2 separate regions of the Mus musculus genome follow, and region 1 is linked to region 2. Evidence: chromatin loops called from intact Hi-C (ENCODE). Cell type or tissue: gastrocnemius. All regions are shown on one strand. Links, peaks and the distances in the headings refer to the core of each region. The heading gives the core; the rest is flanking DNA.

Evidence for each region. Hi-C counts contacts between places; a loop is a spot of excess contacts. Peaks named below come from ENCODE experiments on the same cell type or tissue, not always from the same donor. Only the 100,000 strongest peaks of a DNase experiment are listed, where the experiment ranks them.
Region 1: it touches region 2 in a loop (8-fold over the local background); 29 of 42 quality-filtered maps call a loop at or near these places.

What each region holds. Positions count from the first base shown.
Region 1 is chr11:67,017,044-67,027,019 of GRCm38, forward strand. It overlaps Tmem220 (transmembrane protein 220), which reads left to right and starts at 8,111. Exons shown (of 6, transcript NM_001291042.1): 1 at 8,111-8,228; 2 at 8,866-8,895. The coding sequence starts at 8,136. In gastrocnemius, for the core only: CTCF peaks have their summits at 4,137 (motif pointing left), 5,505 (motif pointing left) and 7,912 (motif pointing right); DNase peaks (open chromatin) are centred at 4,110, 5,510 and 8,052; H3K4me3 peaks cover 1,767 bases; H3K27ac peaks cover 1,409 bases.
Region 2 is chr11:66,900,448-66,910,423 of GRCm38, forward strand. Gm12298 (predicted gene 12298) reads right to left here. Exons shown (of 4, transcript NR_033539.1): 4 at 5,185-5,457. It also overlaps the pseudogene Gm29712. Among named protein-coding and RNA genes, the nearest start is that of Pirt, 6.6 kb to the right of the region's middle. In gastrocnemius, for the core only: a CTCF peak has its summit at 5,562 (motif pointing right); DNase peaks (open chromatin) are centred at 5,579 and 6,398.

The DNA.
Region 1 (9,976 bases), core at 751-8,750, 120 kb after region 2:
CTCTTAGGGGTGATGTGGGGGGTCTAAGAGACAGCTCAGATGGAACAAGCACTTGCCGCACAAAGCAGACACCCAAGGGTGCTCCTCAGAGCTCCCTATGGAAGGAGAGAACCAACCCCTGAGAAGTGTCCTATGACCTCTGACAGGCGTGCTGTGGCATTCCCAAACACGCACATGATCAGGACTGATACCTGGATTGAAAAAATAATCCTGTTAAGAATTCTTTCATCATCTAAAGCTAGCAGGAGGCCAGCAAGATGGATCAGCAGATGAAAACACTTGCCTCCAAGTCTGAGGACCCAAGTTCAATCCTAGGACCCACACGGTAGACACAGAGAACTGACACTCACAAGTTTATCCTCTGACCTCCATGTGTGCATGCACACACCCCCACATACATGCACATACAAATGCAAATAAAAATATTAATGACTAAAGCTAGCACATCCACCAACTGGGAATGAAACATCTAAAGGCTGCTTGCTGTTCAGTAGCTGCAAGTGGGGCATGAGGCAGGCCTGGGTCACTGCTGTCTGTAATAGGATGTCTGTTGGTTTGTTCCAGAATTTTGCTCTGGTCCTGGTGACATATATCTAACCTTCTGTTCTTTGTCATAAAACAAAAAGGTATTTTTTTTCTAGGTAACTGTTTTGGTGAGTGTCAAGAATCCTTTGAACTCATATACACTGTAAAAAGATCTAACGGATGGTAGGTGTTCATCTGGACGGTTCCTTAAGTCTGTGGCTCTTTCCTGTCATAGTGGCTTAGCCCCAGCTGTGTGCTAACTGTGCTGGGCCTGGGGAAGCAACTGGAAGAAAGAAAGAAAACAGATGCAGATATTCTCCTCATGGGGCTTGTAGTCTGGTGAGTCACACAGACACCAAGCAACTCATTGTTTAATTGCCAGTGTGACCATACTACCAGAGCTAAAGGCAGCTGCGGAGGGTGTGGCAGGGTTGCCCCAGGAGACCGAGTGCAAACAGGAGGGAGAGTAAAATAGGCGAAGGAGAAGGAGCGGGTGGAACCCAGATCTGCAGGAGCGAGATTTGCATAATAGAAGGCTGTGTAACCAAAGGGTTACAGGGGACATAACTGATATGAAGATGTGGGGAAGGAAGCCCTACGGGGAGGAAGTTCAGACTGCTGGACCCAGCTTTGTCGGATTTTACTGACTGTTCAAACTATTGGTCTTTGACCCTGGAGTTCCTATTTGAAGATTAGGTGAGGTTGTCTGGTCTGTACAATCTTTAAGTTTCTGGTGCTCCGGAGAGCAGTGCCCTGCATCAATCTGAAGAAGGGGGCGGGGAGGTGGGAGGGCGAGGCAGGAGTGGAGGAGGGGCATAGCACAGGATGGAGACAGGGAAGGAGGGAGGGATGGTTTTAGGTAGAAGTTTGAGAGTTGTGTCTTGCAGAGGTCACCAGTTGCAAAGTGAGTGGGAGCAAGCTCAGAACCTAGATCTTGGCTTGGCTACCCTCACAGGTACAGCACTGCGAGGGGTGGGCAGTTTAAACAACAGGTTAGTGCCGTGCTGTGAGTTCACAATGCCATCAGGGTTGCTTCTTTCCTGGCCTCCTGCTCACAGCTCCTCCCGTGGCTTCCCCTGGGCTCTCCCAGAAGGGGAGAAGGATGTTTAGAGATGTATATTGAATCCTCTTCCTATAAGAACACCAGTCCTTGAAGGAGATGAAGGGGTTTGCAACCCCATAGGAAGAACAACAATATCCACTAACCAGACCGCCCCCCCCCCCCTCAGAGCTCCCAGGGACTAAATCACCAACCAAAGAATTCACATGAAGGGGACCCATGGCTCCAGCTGCAGAGGATGGCATTGTCTGGCATCAGTGGATGGAGAGGCCCTTGGTACTGTGAATGGTTTGATGCCCCAGTGTAAGGGAATGCCAGAGTGGTAAGGTGGGAATAGGTGGATGGGTGGGCAAGCACCCTCACAGAAGCAGGGGGAGGGGAAGGGGAGGGGGTTTCCTGAGGGGAACTGGGAAAGGGGATAGCATTTGAAATATAAATACATAAAATATCCAATAATAAAAAAATAAAGAATGCCAGTCCTATCAGGTGAGGATCCCACCCTAGTGACGTCACTTAACTATCTCCATAAAAGCCCTTTCTCCATATAGTCAGCATAAGGACAAGGAGGGTAGCTCAGCTCAGTCCACAATAAGACAGATGCTGGGGAAACCAGCCAGGAGGCCTGGGAGAGCGCAGGGGCAGCCTCCTTTTCAAGGAGTAGCAGTAAGAAGGGACGATGCTGTGCAGAAAGGTCTGTGAGAGTCACAGGTTGCTTCCCAGGGAAGGGACAGGAGGGAAGACATTGATAAGTTTCTACAGTTAACCTGCTGAACGATAGCACCCCAAAGACACGTCTACACCCCAACCCTAGAAGTCTGTGCACATGACCTTACATAGAAAAAAAATTTCATTGAAAAATGCAATCAGGGGCTGGCAAGATGGCTCAGTGGTTAAGAGCACTGACTGCTCTTCTGAAGGTCCTGAGTTCAAATCCCAGCAACCACATGGTGGCTCACAACCATCCGTAACGAAATCTGATGCCCTCTTCTGGAGTATCTGAGGACAGCTACAGTGCACTTACATATAATAAATAAATAAATCTTTTAAAAGAAAGAAAGAAAGAAAGAAAGAAAGAAAGAAAGAAAGAAAGAAAGAAAGAAAGAAAGAGAGAAAGAAAGAAAGAAAGAAAGATGCAATCAACTCGAGAATCAGAAACTTTGGATCAATCTAAACCTGTGAGACAGAAAGGAGAAGACAGCAAGATGCCCCAGTGAGTAAAGGTGTGGGCTGTCAAGCCTGACGGGATCCAAGTTTAATCCCTAAGGCTTGCAGGGTGGAAGGATAGAGCTGACTCTGGCAAGCTGCCCTCTGACTTCCACGTGTACATGTTAGCTCTCGAGCGTGCACACACACACACACACACACACACACACACACACACACACCACACAACTTTAAAAAATTAAGACAGAGAAGATATTGAATGAAAATGGACCCAGCGATGAAGCCAAAATAGCCACTCTGTGGGTGAAAGTGAAACGGTTTTTACCAAACTGCCAAGGCTGTCTCCTGGGAAAACAAGGAGAAGAGACTGGAAAAGATTTCCAGGGTTAAACCAAAAAGGGAGAAAGGGGTCTTGTGAGCAGGGACTGGGGAAACCTGGAGGCCTAGTTAATAGTCACCACAGTCATGTTAGTGGAAGAGCCACAAGTTCCTCTAGCCAGAGATAAGGAGAATGACTCCTTGGTTAGCAAGCAGAAAACTTCTTTAAGCCCCTGAGGAAATGGGGACTTTTTTCTAAATGCTTGACTTTAGGAAAAGGACTTTCCTGGGGGGCTGGGGGAAACCAGACAGGTACCTACACAGATAAGTCAAGACAGTCCACAGGAGAGATTTGTCCAGAAGGAGCCCCCCAAAAGCTAGAAAAAACAAGGCAGGTGGTTCCCCTAAGCCTTTTCAGGGGAGTGTGGTCCTGCTGACAGGACTTCCAGACTCTAGAACTATGAGATAATCGATTCTCTGTTTTGGTAAAGAGACTATCATTCCTCTGCTTTCAGGATAATTTGCTAAGTCACCCTTACACAACCAACAAAAAGAGTTAACTGTACGTGATTGTGTCGTCCAGGGAAGAGAGAGAGTCCCACCCGAGAAACTAATGTCTCCTAGTTTAGATTTACAAATGCAGACTTTGAGACGCTGTTAAGACGTCAAAAGCTACCTTGGGATTGCATAAAGACTCTACAACCTACGCTATTACCATTATCGTTTGCTGGGGGTGGGGAGGGGGGTCGTGCCTCATTTACTCCATTTGCTCATTTGCTCCTCATTTGCCTCCTGGGTAGCAAATGGGTTTAAGCTCTGCCAGTGGCACAGCAAAGCTCCGCTCCTTCTTAGCGATGCTTCAGCTCAAAGTTCCTGGTACAAAGTTCTATTTGTATTTCTTCACCTCGGGCTGATTCCAAGTTCATATCCACCCCGAAAGTCTACATCAGACCTACCCAGGGAGATCCTAGGGGAGGCACAATCCTCCCCGCCCCACCCCTCCGCCCTGCCTCTCCCCTACCCCACACAGGAATCGGTTCGAAGAGAAAGTCCGCCACCTTGTGGACACTCACAGTTCCAACAGCCTAACCCTTAAATACCGAAGTCAAGATTAGGAGAGAAGTGGTTTTTAAATCTTCTGTCCTCCCACGTCCTTTATCTTATTAGTGCAAAGGGACAAGGCTATGGGTGGGAAGATCCTTCCGTCTTCAAGATAGCTAAGAGGCAAGCAAAGTGATATCAAGCACGTCCCGAGGGATCTGCTCTATGGCCTTTGGAGAAATGAGACCACGTCTACAGATGAACCCTTAAGCCTCCCCGGGTCATGGAAGAAAAGCAGTATTTCCTGAAAAGTTTTTCTATGTGTCTCAAAACCCTCTAGGAGGCTTCTCCGTGCCCTCGGAAAAGCCCAACTTCAGCCACACTTACTCCTGTTTTCCTACCTTCCAACAACTGTTCTCACTATATTCGTCACCACTACAGGTGGCCTGGTGGCCTTGGGGACCAGGTCCTCCTCACGCATGCTCTTTTCTGCCTTGAGCATGGCTCCATGTAGACTTCCCCACTTGCACTCATTCACATTTTAGTCAGGAAAATTCTAAGGACCCTTGGGAAAGGTCAGAGTCCTGACTGTGCACATTTCCACAGAGGCCGTCTCTGGGCCGTCCCCGCTATCCTGCCCACTGAGATCACCCGCTTATTTCTCTAATTGTGTTTAGTTCTCAGACTCCGACAATCAGCTCAGTGCCAGACACGTGGGAAGTCCTGTATATTTAGTAAATGGATGAAGAAAATGGTCCAATGTGCTTCATACCCATAACCAGCGTAAGATGGTTAGACATACGCTGTCCATCCAGGGACCAGGGAGGATGGGGCAGTAAAATCTCTTCTCTTTCCAGTGACATGTGGGGACATCTGAGGAGCATTCTTTAGGTCAGATGCCTTTCATTGGCCATCAATTTTAATTTGCCTTCAAGTGTTCACAATGGGAGCTAAATTTTGCAAACACTCCAAATCAGAGTCCAGGCAGGCTTTGCAGGGGCACGCCCGGCTTGCTAGACTATCTTGCCCTTCACTGGTTTTAGATACTTCAGGAGAAGCCCGTGTGATTCAGTGTAGACTCCCCCAACCATCCTCTCTATATTCTGTTCTTCTAGCAATGGCAGTTTCTTCTGGTCCTCTCTCCTCTGCTTGTAGATGGAGCCTTCTCCTGTGGCCTCACAGAGTCCTTTCTCTCCCTCTGTGTCCTGGGTACCTCTTCCCACAGGGACACCAGTCTATTGGAATAGAGTTCATCCTTGTGGCCTCGTTTAAAAAAAAAAATGTTCTTTTTAGCTGGAGAGACGGCTCAGAGGTTAAGAGCACTGACTGCTCTTCTAGAAGTCCTGAGTTCAAATCCAGCAACCACATGGTGGCGCACAACCAACTATAATGATATCTGGCGCCCTCTTCTGGCATGCAGGCAGAATGCTGTCTGCATAAATAAAAAATGTTCTTTCACTATTAATATTGTTAATTATTATTATTATTATTATCATCATCAGTGTGAGTGTGTGTGTGTGTGTACACGTGTGTGTGTGTGTTTGAGGGCACATCAAGGATGTGTGGGGGTGGGTGGGAGTGGCCAGATTCCTCCTGTCTTTTCACACGGATCAAACTGAGGTAGGTAGCTTTGTGTTGCAATTGCTTTACATCTTACCAGCCCATGACCTCATTTTAACTTAACCACCTCTTTAAAGGCTCCAAAAAAATGGGGCTACAGGGGTGGGGGCAGGGAGTGGGTGGGTAGGTAATCCCGCCCACAGCGCTCTCCACTTTAGCTTCTTTCTTTCCACGCAGAGGCGAAGCACTGAAGGTGACCTTGCCTTATCCGCATTCGAGGCTGATTAGTGAGGGAGACCGGAAGAGGAGCCACACCCAATATTAGTAAAAGTAGTTGGTGCCTGCTTCTCCAAGACCCCCAAGCTCCCTTTCTCTCTCTCTCTCTCTCTCCTTTTTAAGAGTTTTTATTTCTATGAGTACACTGTCGCTGTCTTCAGACACACCAGGAGAGGGCATCAGATCCCATTACAGATGGTTGTGAGCCACCATGTGGTTGCTAGGAATTGAACTCAGGACCTCTGGAAGAGCAATCAGTGCCCTTAACTGCTGAGCCATCTCTCCAGCTCCCCACCCCCACCCCCACCCCGGTGTTCCCTTTTCTGAGGAAGGAATTCCATTCTTGTGCTATGCCAGGCACCCAGCAGATGATATTCCCCAAACAAGGAGTTCCTTCAGTTTAAACCAGAGATTCTCAACCTTCTGAATGCTGTGACCCTTTAATACAGTTTCTCATGTTATGGTTGTTGGTATTCTGTCTGGACTCCACCCCCACAGTTACCTGGCAACAGCCAGGTAGGCCTGGCCCACTATAAAAGGGGCTGCTTGGCCCCTCTTCTCTCTCTTACTCTCTTACTCTCTTGCCTCTTGCTTCTTGCCCCTTGCTCCCTCTTTCTCCCCATTCACTTCCTTTCTCTCCACGTGGTCATGGCCGACCTCTACTTCTCTACCCTCTCTCTCTTTGCCTTTCCCTGCCTCTACTGCCCTCTTTACTCCCCTCCTTGCGCCCTAAATAAACTATTCCATACTATACTGTTGTGTGGCTGGTCCCTCAGAGGGAAGGGATACCTTGGCATGGACCCACGGAGACATCTCCTTCCCCACACCCTGCCAGAACATATTCTTATAGCTCTTTCTTTTTTTATGATCACAACAAAGGTGGCCCTCAACCATAAAATTATTTTTGTTGCTATTCATAATTGTAATCTTGCTACTGTTATAAATCATAATGCAAATCTGCTTTCTGGTGGTCTTAGGGGAACTCTATGAAAGGGTCCTTTGGCCCCCTCGAAGGGGTCGCGACCCACAAGTTGAGAAGTGCTGCTCTAAAGGCTGCCCTTGAATGGAAAACACTTCTGAGAAGTTGATCTTTTTCTTCTTTTAGTTAAAAGGAAAGCAGAACAGTCAGGCACCCAAAATGCAGGATTTGAGGTGACAAAGACTATTTAGAATAACAATGATTCGGTCTATGCATGTGTAAATGAGCCCAAAGAAGAGCTACTCCGTAGCTTACACAACAGGAAACTGGCTGAAATAAGTGAGCAGAGAGCTGCCAATACTTCCAAGTCTTCCCTTTCTAAGAAATGCATAGCAAATGAGTGTTGGAAACGTTGGTTTTGCAGATGGGTTAGAAATATAAATATGTATAATACATAAATAAATATCTTATATGATGAGAGCACGTGAAGGTAAAGGGAGCTGCCTCTGGAACTCACTTCAGAAATGTCGCAATGTTTTCCTCCCTCTGGAAGCACGGGAGCTTTAAAAAGAAGCACTTAAATACTAATTCCAGCACTATTTAGGACTATGAATGTGTAAATGAGACCAGACTGTGAGTTTGAAGTTAGTGTGTTTTATATAGTGAGTTCCAGGACAGCCACTGGACCCTTTCACAGAAAACGGAAAAACAAAAACAAAAACAAAACCTAACCAGAACACGCGCGCTAGCGCGTCCTTTTTCTTTTCCTTTCTCTTCTTCATTTGCGTTTCTGGTTTGTTCTGTTGTGTTTGTTTTGTTTCTTTCATTTGCTTTGTTTGTTTGTTTGTTTGTTTGTTTTGTTTTGTTTTTTCGAGACAGGGTTTCTCTGTGTAGCCCTGGCTGTCCTGGAACTCACTTTGTAGACCAGGCCTGCCTCTACCTCCCGAGTGCTGGGATTAAAGGCGTGCGCCACCACGCCCGGCTTCATTTGCTTTTTTAATGAGAGAAAGAATAAGGGAAAAGAAAGGCACATGCCAATGATACACTTTATCCACTAGAGAGCGCCGCAAGACCGTTCTAGACCTGAGGAGGGCGGGGAGGGAAGAAGGGCTCGCCTCGCCCTTGTATCCCCGCTCCCGCTGTCTGAGCCCTGCCCCTTGTCCCTCCCCCACCTACTACGCCCCGCCCCTCCTGGGTACCGCCCCGCTAGCCCAGCCTCGCCCTCTGGCCACGCCCCTCTGGGGCCTGTCCTGCTCCTCCGGCTTCCAGGTCATGGCGCCAGCAGTGGCTACTTGGGCTCCCGGCTTGTGGCGGGCCTGCAACGCACTCATGGCAGCTTTCTTCGCCCTGGCCGCTGTGGTGCAGGTCAGGCGGGCTGAGGAGGGCTGGCAGAGGGACCGCGAAGCCTGGGCGACCAGTTCTCAGGGTGGAGCCGAATTGGGACCCACAGAGTCCTTTCAAGCAGAAAGAACATGGATGAATATGTGTAGTTAGGCAACGCACTCAGAGCTTGACCTAGCGGCCCCGCGTGCAAGTTTGTGCAGCCGGTCACTTAGAAAGGGGCCCAGAACCGCAGCTCTGACACCTTTTCGAATCTTCAGCCTCAGTGAGATGGGTTTTAGCGCCTGGGAGGAAAGTGGAAATAGAATAGACAGCATCCTTACCCTTCCTAGACCTCTTCCTGATCATCCTCAGGGTGACTGCCCTCGTATCTTGGGACCTAGGATTTTCATATACACTATAATAGTTCTTAGGAAATCCCAAGCAGTTATTTTCAAAAGATGCATGGCTGGGTGGTTAGATCTACCTGTTGTGTTCAACCGAGAGGAGAGTCCCTGCTGCCATCGGGATGTGCAGACTGCTAAACTAGCTCATGGTGTTATGTACCCTGAGCCCATTGTAGCGCCTAGTTCTTCGCAATGAATAGTAAACACAAGGCCAGACCAGACAGAGGATACATGGATCTAATGTGAGCTAACACCTTGACGTTTTGACATTCTAGGTAAACGATCCAGATGCAGAGTTGTGGGTGGTGAGTATGAGCTACTTGCAAAACGTTCCTCCATTTGACACGACTACACTCTGATCCTGGGACTCTTGTCTAAAACCCAGAAATTAATACCTCTGTGAGCTCATGTCCCTAATTTTTCGCATCGGAGGGGGAAATCACTCTGATCATATAACTGATGGAGATGTGAATTCTGAACTTTCTGTAGACACGAAAGTCTTTCTGCAGAGAGAGCTTATACCAGCGACTCCCACTTCCCATGACTACACCGGGCATGACAGTAAGAGCTCCTGTCTTTGCTAAGGACTTACAACATGCTAGTCATTTGACATACATTATGCTAACCTTTATGACAGCCGTAACAAGGATGTGTGCCGGTTATATCCATCTGTGACTTTTGTTCTCAGACAACAATAGACCGTCTTGGAGGCAGACTGCACAGTATCACTGAGAAACTCATTCTTGGGTTTGGGGACAGTGTTCACTGTATAGAGAGCAGTGAGTGAGAACACCAGGAATGCAGAGCTGAGTTCTAGCCTGGTTTGAATGTTGGTGCAGTAGAACCATGGCCTGAAACTGCTTGTTATCCAGAGTCCCCTCTCCCCAAATTAGATGACCTCCTCAGCATTTTGCTCCATAGCCTGAGTTCACAATCATATCTCATATATCCCCTCAGGAAGCTCCATGTTGATTCTCTAAAAGATGGCTCCAAATAGCCACCAGCACCACCATGCTGCTCTGTGAAACCTGTCTGGGATCCCACAGAACACCTCCTCCCTAAGCCTCGTCCACCTCCTGACTGACCCAGCAATTTCTGTTCTCAGCAGAGCTACTAGGCATCTTCACTCAATACCTGTTGCCTTTAACATCACTGCCCTGAGATGCTGTCAAAAGTAAAAAAAGAATTCAGCAGCATCCATTCTAGGCATAGGTACATGCACAGTGCCTGAGTACCCTACCTTTGCTCGTTCCCACTCAGCCCTCCCTTACTTCCCCTGAAGACAGCCTTATAACTCTTCTATCTGCCTCCTGCCTCCTCTGCCTCTACAACACTGTCCGCTTTCAAACCCTTTGTTGTTTCCCAAGCTAAGTCGGAGCTCCTCCA
Region 2 (9,976 bases), core at 1,138-9,137:
CCTCTGCTTTAATAGCACGCCAGACGATTCCGATGCAGACTGATGTTTGAGAGCCATAGCCTTAGGGTGTATCTTGTTACACACACATACACATACTCACGACACAAATACATACATACATACATACATACATACACATAAATACATATAGACATACAAACACACATACATACATACACACACACTACACAAATACATACACATAAATACATATAGACACATAAACACACACACTCACGTATATACACAGTGTCTGAACAGTAGAGTTCAGACAGCCTTTCAGTTGGCAAACATTGGACGTGCTGAGAGAGTGCTGCACCCCGAGGAGTCATGGAGGCTCCTCAGCTTCCCTCACTGCCTGCCTATACATCGCTTTCTGAGTTGGGTCCTTTCTAATAAATATGTGAGGGCAAATACAGTGCTTCCCTGAGTTGTTTGACCCATTTGAGCAAGTTAGCCAAGAATGACAGAAACTCCCAACTAAGAAGTGGCCAGTCAATGGGAGATTTTAATTGAAAGAAATAAAAATAAAAATTAGTCATAAATACTAGTGACCCAGACCTGTGGCTAGCATATAAAGTGGGGGTTGTCTTGTGGAACCAACTCTAAGGTGTTAAAGTGGTTTATACCAGAAATGAAAGGAATCTGGACCCTCCATGGTGCCAGGAGAACTGGAGATCCGGCTGTTGCTGCCAGGAAACACGTCATGTGCTCAGGAATGCATAGTCTACATCACTCCAGGTGTGATTAATTGGTGCGTATGATGGACCCACACCGTTTGTATGGACTTGTAGTCTGAAGTCTCTGGGGAGACCTCTGGGAGCTGCTGATGTTGTTGAGATCCATGTGAAGTGTCTGCCCAAACAGAGTCCCCTGAGAAGCCAACGAAGTACTAAGGTCCATGTGCAGTCGACGCCATTGTTCTGACGTGGCATCATTCCTGGTTCTTCAAAATGTTTTCAGGTGGGATTTGTGAAAACCAAAGGGAGGGTTACTTCAGCTCTAACCTGCTGAGGAAGAAAGGATCGGAAAGAGCAACTGCTGGACACTGACTCCTGTGTCTCCAGTCCATTATTAGCTCAGTCTCTGAAGACAGAGGATTATCAACAAGGCAGGCAGAAATGAAAGATTCGGAAATCAGAGAAGGCCTTGACCCTCCATGGAGTTCTAGAATAGCTATGCCTGGATGTCTTGGTTACCTTTCCTGTTGGCTTGATAAAATAGGACAGCAAAAGCAACCTAAGGAAGGTAAGGTAGAGTTTATTTTGACCCCAGTCCCAGATGAGAGAGCAAATACGCAGGAAACTGAAGCAGCTGGTCACACAGCATCCGGAAACCATGAATACCTGTGCCCAGCTCAATTCTCCTTTTTATCCAGTAAAGAATTCAGTTATAAGGAATGGTGCTACCCACAGTGGGCAGGACTTTCCAACCCAATTAACCTAATCAAGATAAGCCCTTGCAGGCATGCCTAGAGCACTCTCTCACAGGGATTCTAGACCTCATCAAGCTGACAATTGAGAGATTAACCATCACACTGCATTTCAAGAAGCAAGCACACTTACAGCCATTTGGGTACTTGCCAAGATATGATCTTCAAGTCTGGATCCTCCAACCTCACAGCTTAGTGAACATACCAAGATATGCCTAGACTAAACAATAATGATATAAGCCCTGAGGTATTTTAATGGACTCGATGACAATGTTAACTTGGAAAAGACTTGATGGATTTTTTCTTCCTGGGTTTTAGAAACACTGTTTTAAATCAATGGTACTTTTTAGGGTCTTGGTGAATTTTGCAGGCATAAAGAAAGGCTGCAGCCTGGCTCTCTCTACATTGCCATGGACTGTCTATATGGACTATACAGAAAGTACAGAGTGATTCCATTACTGACTTAGTAAACAGAGCCATCAGATCCAAGAGCCCTGTTTTCTGTAAATTTGGAGAGAAGGCAAGATATGATCCCTCTTAATTTCATGGTTAGACTTACAACAAGGGTCTGGGACATTACTGTCACTGGCTGACACTTGTCTAATCTATTTTGAAAACTCCACCAGGAAGGACAGTTTGATTCAAATAACTCCACAGAGAAATTATGTGAAAGGACATGTGAGCGTCAGTTAAAACTGGCTAATGGTCCTGTGCGGTGGGATGAGGACTGGGCTAAGCAGAAGTGCCCATCCTTTGGGCAGCAAGACTCTTCGAGAAGTTCTACCCACAGCCGTGATGAGATCCTCAGCACAGCAAATGACCTCATTAGTTAAGTAGGTTAGTACTCCCACCACACTATGCTGGATTGTTCTTCTGATTTTCAAGAGGGAGATTTTGAACCAGACTAAATGCCAAAAATCAATCTGTGTGCAGGAGCAGGGATACGTCCACAGGCTGGGTGTGGTTTTGCTCATCTGTAATCCCAGCACTTGGGAGGTGGATACGGGATAGGAGCAAGTAGAAGGTTAGCCTGGGCTACATAGACTGTCTCAAAAACAAATAACCAATAAAGATAAGCGCTTACTCCTTCTGCTGAGTTTTACTTCATCTGCTGAGTGTAGTTCCTAAGCGCCCCACCCGACTGGCCTTGTCTTCCAAGCTGACCAGAAGCTGAGGTAGGTAGTAAAAGACTCCCTGCATCGCTAGATTCTTTCTTTTTCCACTTGAAAACATGCTGTAGTTGTTTTGATCTCTGAACCCATTTTGCTGAACACCTTCCACTGTGTTCTAGGCACACGTGTAAAGCAGTAAGCATGACATCCTAAAATCATGGATGGATGTGGCTTGAGTTGCGTAGGTTGACTCTCATGCATGACGTCACATTCTTTGGGTTGTATAAAAATGGCACTCTTTTCTGTTGTGTGCTACTCAGCATTTATCCCTGTCCCTCTGAAGAGCAGTGACCCTTTCTCATCCAAATGGTTCCCCCAGAGCCTGTCCTGGCACACTGCAGCTGCATCCGTGAGATTCTATGCAATAGACATCCTGCTGAAAGCACTCTGTTGTGGCCAATTTATTTATGTATTTATTTATTTATTTATTTTTGTCATCTTGACACAAGCTAGAGTTATGTGAAAGGAGGAAATCTCAACTGAATGAAAATGTCTCTGTAAGATCCGGCTGTAGAGCACTTTCCTGATTAGTGGCTGATGGAGAAGGGTGGACGGAGCTTTCTGTGGGTGAGGCTCCTCGTGGGTTGGTGGTCCTGGATCCCATAAGCAGGCTGAGCAAGCCATGATGAGCAAGTTAGTAAGCAACTCTCCTCCACGGCCTCTGCGTCAGTTTCTGCCTGTGGGTTCCTTGCCCTGTTTGAGCTCCTGTCCTGGCTTCCTTCAGTGAAGGATTACAACGTTGAAGTGTAAGCCAAATAAACCCTTTCCCCCAGTTTGCTTTCGGTCATGGCGTTTCACAGCAGCATTAGAAACCATGACTAAGACAAACAATGGCTTAAATAAGATGACCACTTATCTTTTCCCATCATTTAGTCTAGAAGGCCCAACAGGGACAGCTGTAAAATACCACCAGTGTCCCCGACTCCATTCATTTTTTTTTGGTTGACTTTCATTAGTGGTTAATTCCATTCTTAAGAATCCTTCGCTGTGCTGGGCAGTGGTGACACACGCCTTTAATCCCAGCACTTGGGAGGCAGAGGCAGGCGGATTTCTGAGTCTGAGACCAGCCTGGTCTACAGAGTGAGTTCCAGGACAGCCAGGGCTATACAGAGGGGGAAAAAAAAAACTGTCTCAAAAAACAAAAAACAAAACAAAAAAAAAAAGAATCCTTCATTGTCCCCTGGTGTCCGCTGCAATGATAGTCATACTCACAGCCAAAGCGGTGAGAAGGAGGGGGGTGGGAAGAGTGGATACTATGATTTTATCCCTCCCCAGACTCATGCTGAAACTGAATTGACACCGCAATTGTCGGGGGGGGGGGGGCCGGGGGAAGGGGGGTGGCTTTAGGAGATGACGAGCTCACAAGAGCTCCTGCCTCTCAAGTGAGTTAGTGCATCATCCCAGGAAGAGGCTCCAAATACAAAGCTAGAGTTTGATTGGTTTTCTCTGTCTTTCTGTCAAACTCTCACTTGGCCTGGCCACATTAGGACCCAGTGCTGAAGCCCTCATCAATCTCAGCACCACACCTTAGACAAGACAGCCTCTAGAACTTCTTAGCCAATAAACCCCGTCTCGGTAAACTCTGTGACACTCAGTTATAATGGCAGAAAATTGTACTCACACAGCAAACGTTCTAAGGTTTCCAGGAGCATTGAAAGACCCTCCTACAGCTCTCCTTTCCTTAAAATCACGTTGATTTTTAAATTCATCCCTAAGTTCTTATACAAGCCTCCTTCTGAAAGGTGGATTCATTCTCTCTCTCTCTCTCTCTCTCTCTCTCTCTCTCTCTCTCTCTCTCTAACATGTTACTAATGACTAAGATGAACAGAAAAAGTAGTGCATGGCTCCTCTCTAGATCTGCTTCTACTGGGGAAGCAAGTTGACTGTGGATGAACACTAGCCTGCCAACTGCTGCCAAGAACTCTCCAGCTCACTGGAATGTATCTGGGAGCCTCAGTTAAGCTTTTAAAGGGCACAGAGCCTTGGCTGTCATTTTGGCCATAACTTCCTGAGCTGACAATCACCAACTAAGTTACTCCACCTTTTAGCTCACAAAATCTATGTGGGACGATACATGTTTACTGTGCCAGTACACTACGTTTGAAGATATTTTGTTACACAGCAATAAAAAGGGAACACAAAAGAGGTACTGGCTTTGGTTAACACTGGTAGAAAATATAGTTTGCATCAAGACCTAGCTGCTGCTTCTCTGAATGCATAGCCAGACAACATTTCCCATCCCCCTTGCAGTTGGATGTGGCCACGTGACTAGAAGCTCTCCAATACAGGATGCAAAAGAGACAGACACTACTTCCAGCCTCGGCCAAAAGGATGCACACATGCCTCTCTAAACATTTTCCCCTCCCAACGGGACTTTTCTCTCTTTGCAGCCCAAAGCAAATAGCCGTGACAAGACCCTCAGAGAGGCCACACCCAAGCAGGAAGATCCTGAGTGTGTGCGTAGTGAAGTTAAATAGGGCAGCCTATTTAATAGCCTGTGACTGAACATTTGACAGTGGTTATTAGAGAAAAGTGAAATAAATGGGTTTAGTCATGAGATGTTGTGGGTTTTATTTTTTTACTTCAGTCTAGACTGTTTGTCCAAATAAAGAATTTTTTTTCCTAAACAAAATAGCAATGTTGGAAAGGGAGGGTTAGTGAGTGGACCCCAGTCTTTGACACAAAAGTATGCAGTGGACTGAGTGTTTGATGCATCTATTAGCAAGTATGAACGCGGAGGCTTGTGTCTGGGGTGGCTTATAAGACTCCCCGAAGGCAGAGCCTAATGGTCTCCAAGATCGTTGGCTATTCCACCATCAACTCAGACTTCGGTAAGGGCCGCACTACATTTTTCTAGAAGACAGAATAACACGAATACATGAGAAATCATACAGCAAGACTACAGAAAGTAATTTTACCCGGAATTTACCACTAGATGGCAGTCACACCCAAGGAGCGGGCTACTGCCGCCCTCTGGCGCCGCCAGGCCCGGCCTTTATCGACTGGGAGCACCAGGCAACCCAGCCCTTTCCCTAGCAGCTAAAAGGACAGATCCTAGCAGATAAGATCGGCCTGGGAGCCGCATCACTCCTCAAAAAAAAGATGGTCCCTGTCGCGCCCTTACACCTCTACCTCTGGTTTATTCTTCCTGTCCCCAGAGGACTTCTCCCCACAATAACATTTCCTTCACCGCCTTTGCGCTCTATTTTTCCCCAGGCGGGACCCAGCTGCTTGCTGTCTCACACCATCTGCTCCACTAACAGCTCTGAGGAGAAGGGGCCTTATCCCCTGGAGTGTTTCTCTAGGAACTTAAGACATTTTGAGAATTGTCAGGTGCCTGCGTGGAGTGCCAGGTAGGAGCAAAGGAAGAAGGATAGACAAGGGGGTGGGCGGAATGCTTAAAGAAAGTAGAAGCTGGGAGCACACGGAAGGACGGAAGGACGGAAGGACGGACATATTCTCCAAGAATGTATGAAGGTTCTAGGCTTTTTGTTTATTTTTGTTTTGGTTTGGTTTTGTTTTCCCGAGACAGGGTTTCTCTGTGTAGCCCTGGCTGTCCAGGAACTCACTCTGTAGACCAAGCTGGCCTCAAACTCAGAAATCCGCCTACCTCTGCCTTCCAAGTGCTGGGATTAAAGGTGTGCCCTACCATTGTCCGCCATCTCGGCATTTTTTATGGTGATGCGCTACCATTGTGGGTTTTACACTACAGTGTACAAATGATGTAGAAAAGTGAAAGACATCGGTGCTTTTTTTCTTGTGCTTTTTCTCCTTACTCCCACCCACACTTCCCCACCCTTGCTAGCCTCAACCCCAGGCTCTCACGCAGGCTTGGTCCCTAGACTGCATTGGCAGTGAACAGCAAGGCCTGTGCTTGGTTAGGGCAGGGCCTGCTCTGAAGAAGAGCTCAGATCTGAATGTCTAGCAAGTTCCTGTGTCTTAAGTCTGTCTTCTTGAGAGGCAGGGAGGGGGAGGGAGAGATGATCCCTGAATTCAAGTCTTGGTCTTAGTGACTGGTCACAGAGAAGCTGCAGCCTGACTATATCACAGGTTACTGTGAGGACCAGGGGACACAGAGACACTGCCAGGTACCTCACCAGCAATTGGAATTGTGTGCCTCTTCCAGACCAAGGCAGTATAGGAGAATCTGAGGTCTTTGTGGAGTTTCAGACACAGCCTTGCAGAGTGGAGAAAACTGGTAAGTGACTCAAGAGGCCATATTCAAGATCAGAATGTGGGGGAAGATGATGAACACACACAGTAATATAAGTTAGGGCAATTTATCCATCCTGGTATATTTAGGTACTTCAAAACATTGTATTTTACAAGATAGGTACACACACTTTTACTTGTTAAATTCACCAAATAAATTATTTAAATTTTAAAAAAGAAAAAGCTATGATGTGAGAAGTCTCCTAAGTCAAAAGATCTGGTATTCTCCATAAATAAGATGCAGGGGCGGAGGAAGGAGACTCCCGCCAGTGAGAGGCTCCTCAGGACACCAGGCACCAAGAGCCATAGCTGCACTGCTGTTTGGATATTTTTCAGAAGAAATTGACTGTAAGAAGATGAGGGTCGTACAAACCTGAGCGCTGAGCTCATGGAATGGAATATTTCAGTCCTGTGTGTGATTCTGATGGACTTGTGTTTATAGGTTCTTACAGCAGAAAACGAAAGGAGGCGTGCTTTGACCCATGTAATGTAAACATCCCTAGGACTTGCAATGATGCTCTGAAGAGATGAGTGAAATGTGCCTCAGTTAAAAAGTGTAGTTATTACCCGTGGTCCTAAGGAACCCATCATGGAGACACCCCCAAAACAGCAGGCCTTGGGTACTGCGGGGGTGGGGGGGAAATGCTGTGGTATAAGGCCTTTACCAGTGACTTGTAGTGAGGCCTGCAAAAGGTTCTGGACCATCAAGACAAGATATATGAGCAGCTGTCTGTATTCCTTCAGAAACGTCATTGAGTGACTCCAGGAAACAAATCACTCAGTTATATATGCAGGTGGATTAGGGCTGTAACTTCGTTGACAGACACAGTGATCCCAGATACTTCATGCATCTATGTGGCCCTGGGATATATGTGTGTGTGTGTGTGTGTGTGTGTGTGTGTGTGTGTGTGTGTGTGTTTTCTGGAGTGACACTGGCTGAAGCTCTCAAGTTCATTGACAGCGAGAGTTCTCTCCTCACAGAGCTCAGCGACAACCTCACTAAGGACTCCGTGAATATCAAGGCTCAGATCTGCACGATGATTGAGTGACTTAGAGAACTACGCGGCCTGAAAATTTTCTCAGAGCCATCTCCCCACTGACAGCTTCTTCTCATCCTCCAATATTAAAGAGCCTAAAAACACTGGAAAATAAATAAATGAATAAATAAACAATCAATAGATAAATAAGTGTAAGGGGGATACAATTTTTTAAAAAGTGTGAGCACAAAGTACCCAAGGAGCTAAAGGGATCTGCAACCCTATAGGTGGAACAACATTATGAACTAACCAGTACCCCAGAGCTCTTGACTCTAGCTGCATATGTATCAAAAGATGGCCTAGTCGGCCATCAATGGAAAGAGAGGCCCATTGGACTTGCAAACTTTATATGCCCCAGTACAGGGGAACACCAGGGCCAAAAAGTGGGAGTGGGTGGGGAGGGGAGTTGGGGGGGGAGGGTATGGGGGACTTTTGGGATAGCATTGGAAATGTAAATGAGGAAAATACCTAATAAAAAATATTTTTTAAAAAAAAGTGTGATCACTGATCGTTGTTCCAGAAATAACCGCAGCAGGGGCATACGGTGGTTAATTAGGCAACTTTTCCCATTTTTCTAATTTGAAAATATTTCATAATAATTTTCTATTGAGGAAAGGCCCTCCAAGGAGCTGGAGAGACTGTGAGAAAGAGTAGGGAAGATGCAGATATCAAGTGTAATAGGTCAAAAAAGTGACCAACTATGAAGGCCCAGAGGAGGTGAGGCCAATCTCAGTCAGCAAAATGAAGACAAACAGAAAGAACATTCCAGAAGGAGCAAGTCCAGTTACACCAGCTGAGAGACGCTAACTGTGTAGTTGTGAGTTCAGTTAGGCTGCTTTGGCTCCTGGCGGGTTGCTCGTGTGTACCTACCCAGGAGCAATCTGGATTCTCGAATAAAAGATACACACACACACACACACACACACATACACACACACACACACAGCAGTTAATTTGAAAATGCCTTGGCTAACTCAAAGGTTGGGCAGTTCTACTCCTTCCCATGGCTACCACACATTTCCCCCCTGTAATCCTGGCTTAATGCCCTCTAATTCTATATTCTATCTTTGTTGCCCTGGCTCCTTCTGGGTGGCCCCCTAGTCTTTGCTGCCCAAGACCCTTCCGGGCAGCCCTTCCGGAGTCCACATTCCTTCTCAGCTACATTTCAGATGACTTTCCTTCTGCAGCTCTAAATCTGACCTGTCTGCCTCTCTCCAAATCACAGCAATTCCCTGTCCCTTTCTCCCAGTTCCTCTCCCTCGCAAATCTAAAAGGCCCGCCTCAGTCTGTTTGTCCAGCCATTGGCCATTGGCTCTTTACTAATCAGTCAAAAACCAGCTGGGTACAAGGACCTTCAGCATTTGGATACTCAGAGTCCCAATTTTGGGGGCCGAGTTAATTCAAAGCATTGAAACCAATCCCCAACATAACTGATATTGCATTGTTTACTAGTTTTTACTAAAGAAACCAGTTCGTTCTACTTAGGGCATACATATTTCTAGCTCTGAAAATCTCACATCAGGAAACTCACCTATTTCCAGACGAACACGGAAGGTTAGTCACCTTAGCATCTCATGGTTGTGTGGAAAACTGCATTTACCAATAACAAGGCAGCAGAACTTTAAACTAGAGAAATGATGAGGTTTAATAATGAGTCTGAAACAGAGGCCATTGCCAGGACCTGTTTACTACCCCCATCAATGCTAAACCTGAACAGCAACCCCATCAACTCAACCCCCCCCCCAAAGCCTACAGCCTAGAGCCAACTGTCTTCCTCCCTCCTCTGCTCTGCTAGAGGGAGCCTGCAGATGCCATTCTGTCCCAGTCTGACCCCTAATTTCAAGTACTTTATGTATATTTTCTGCATGCATATATTATAAATACACATTCCACATGAATATTCTTCAGGTAATTGCAATACGCATCTTCTCATTTATTTCTTATTAAAACTTCATGATGGGAGCCAGCAAGTTGGCTTAGTAAGTAAAGGCACCTACCACCAAGCCAGCAACCGAGGTTGTTGACCTGAGTGGTGAGGGGAAAAAAAAAAGAAAACTACTCCCAATTCTGGCAAGTTGTCCTTTGACAACCTACCCCACTCCCACCATACACACACACACACA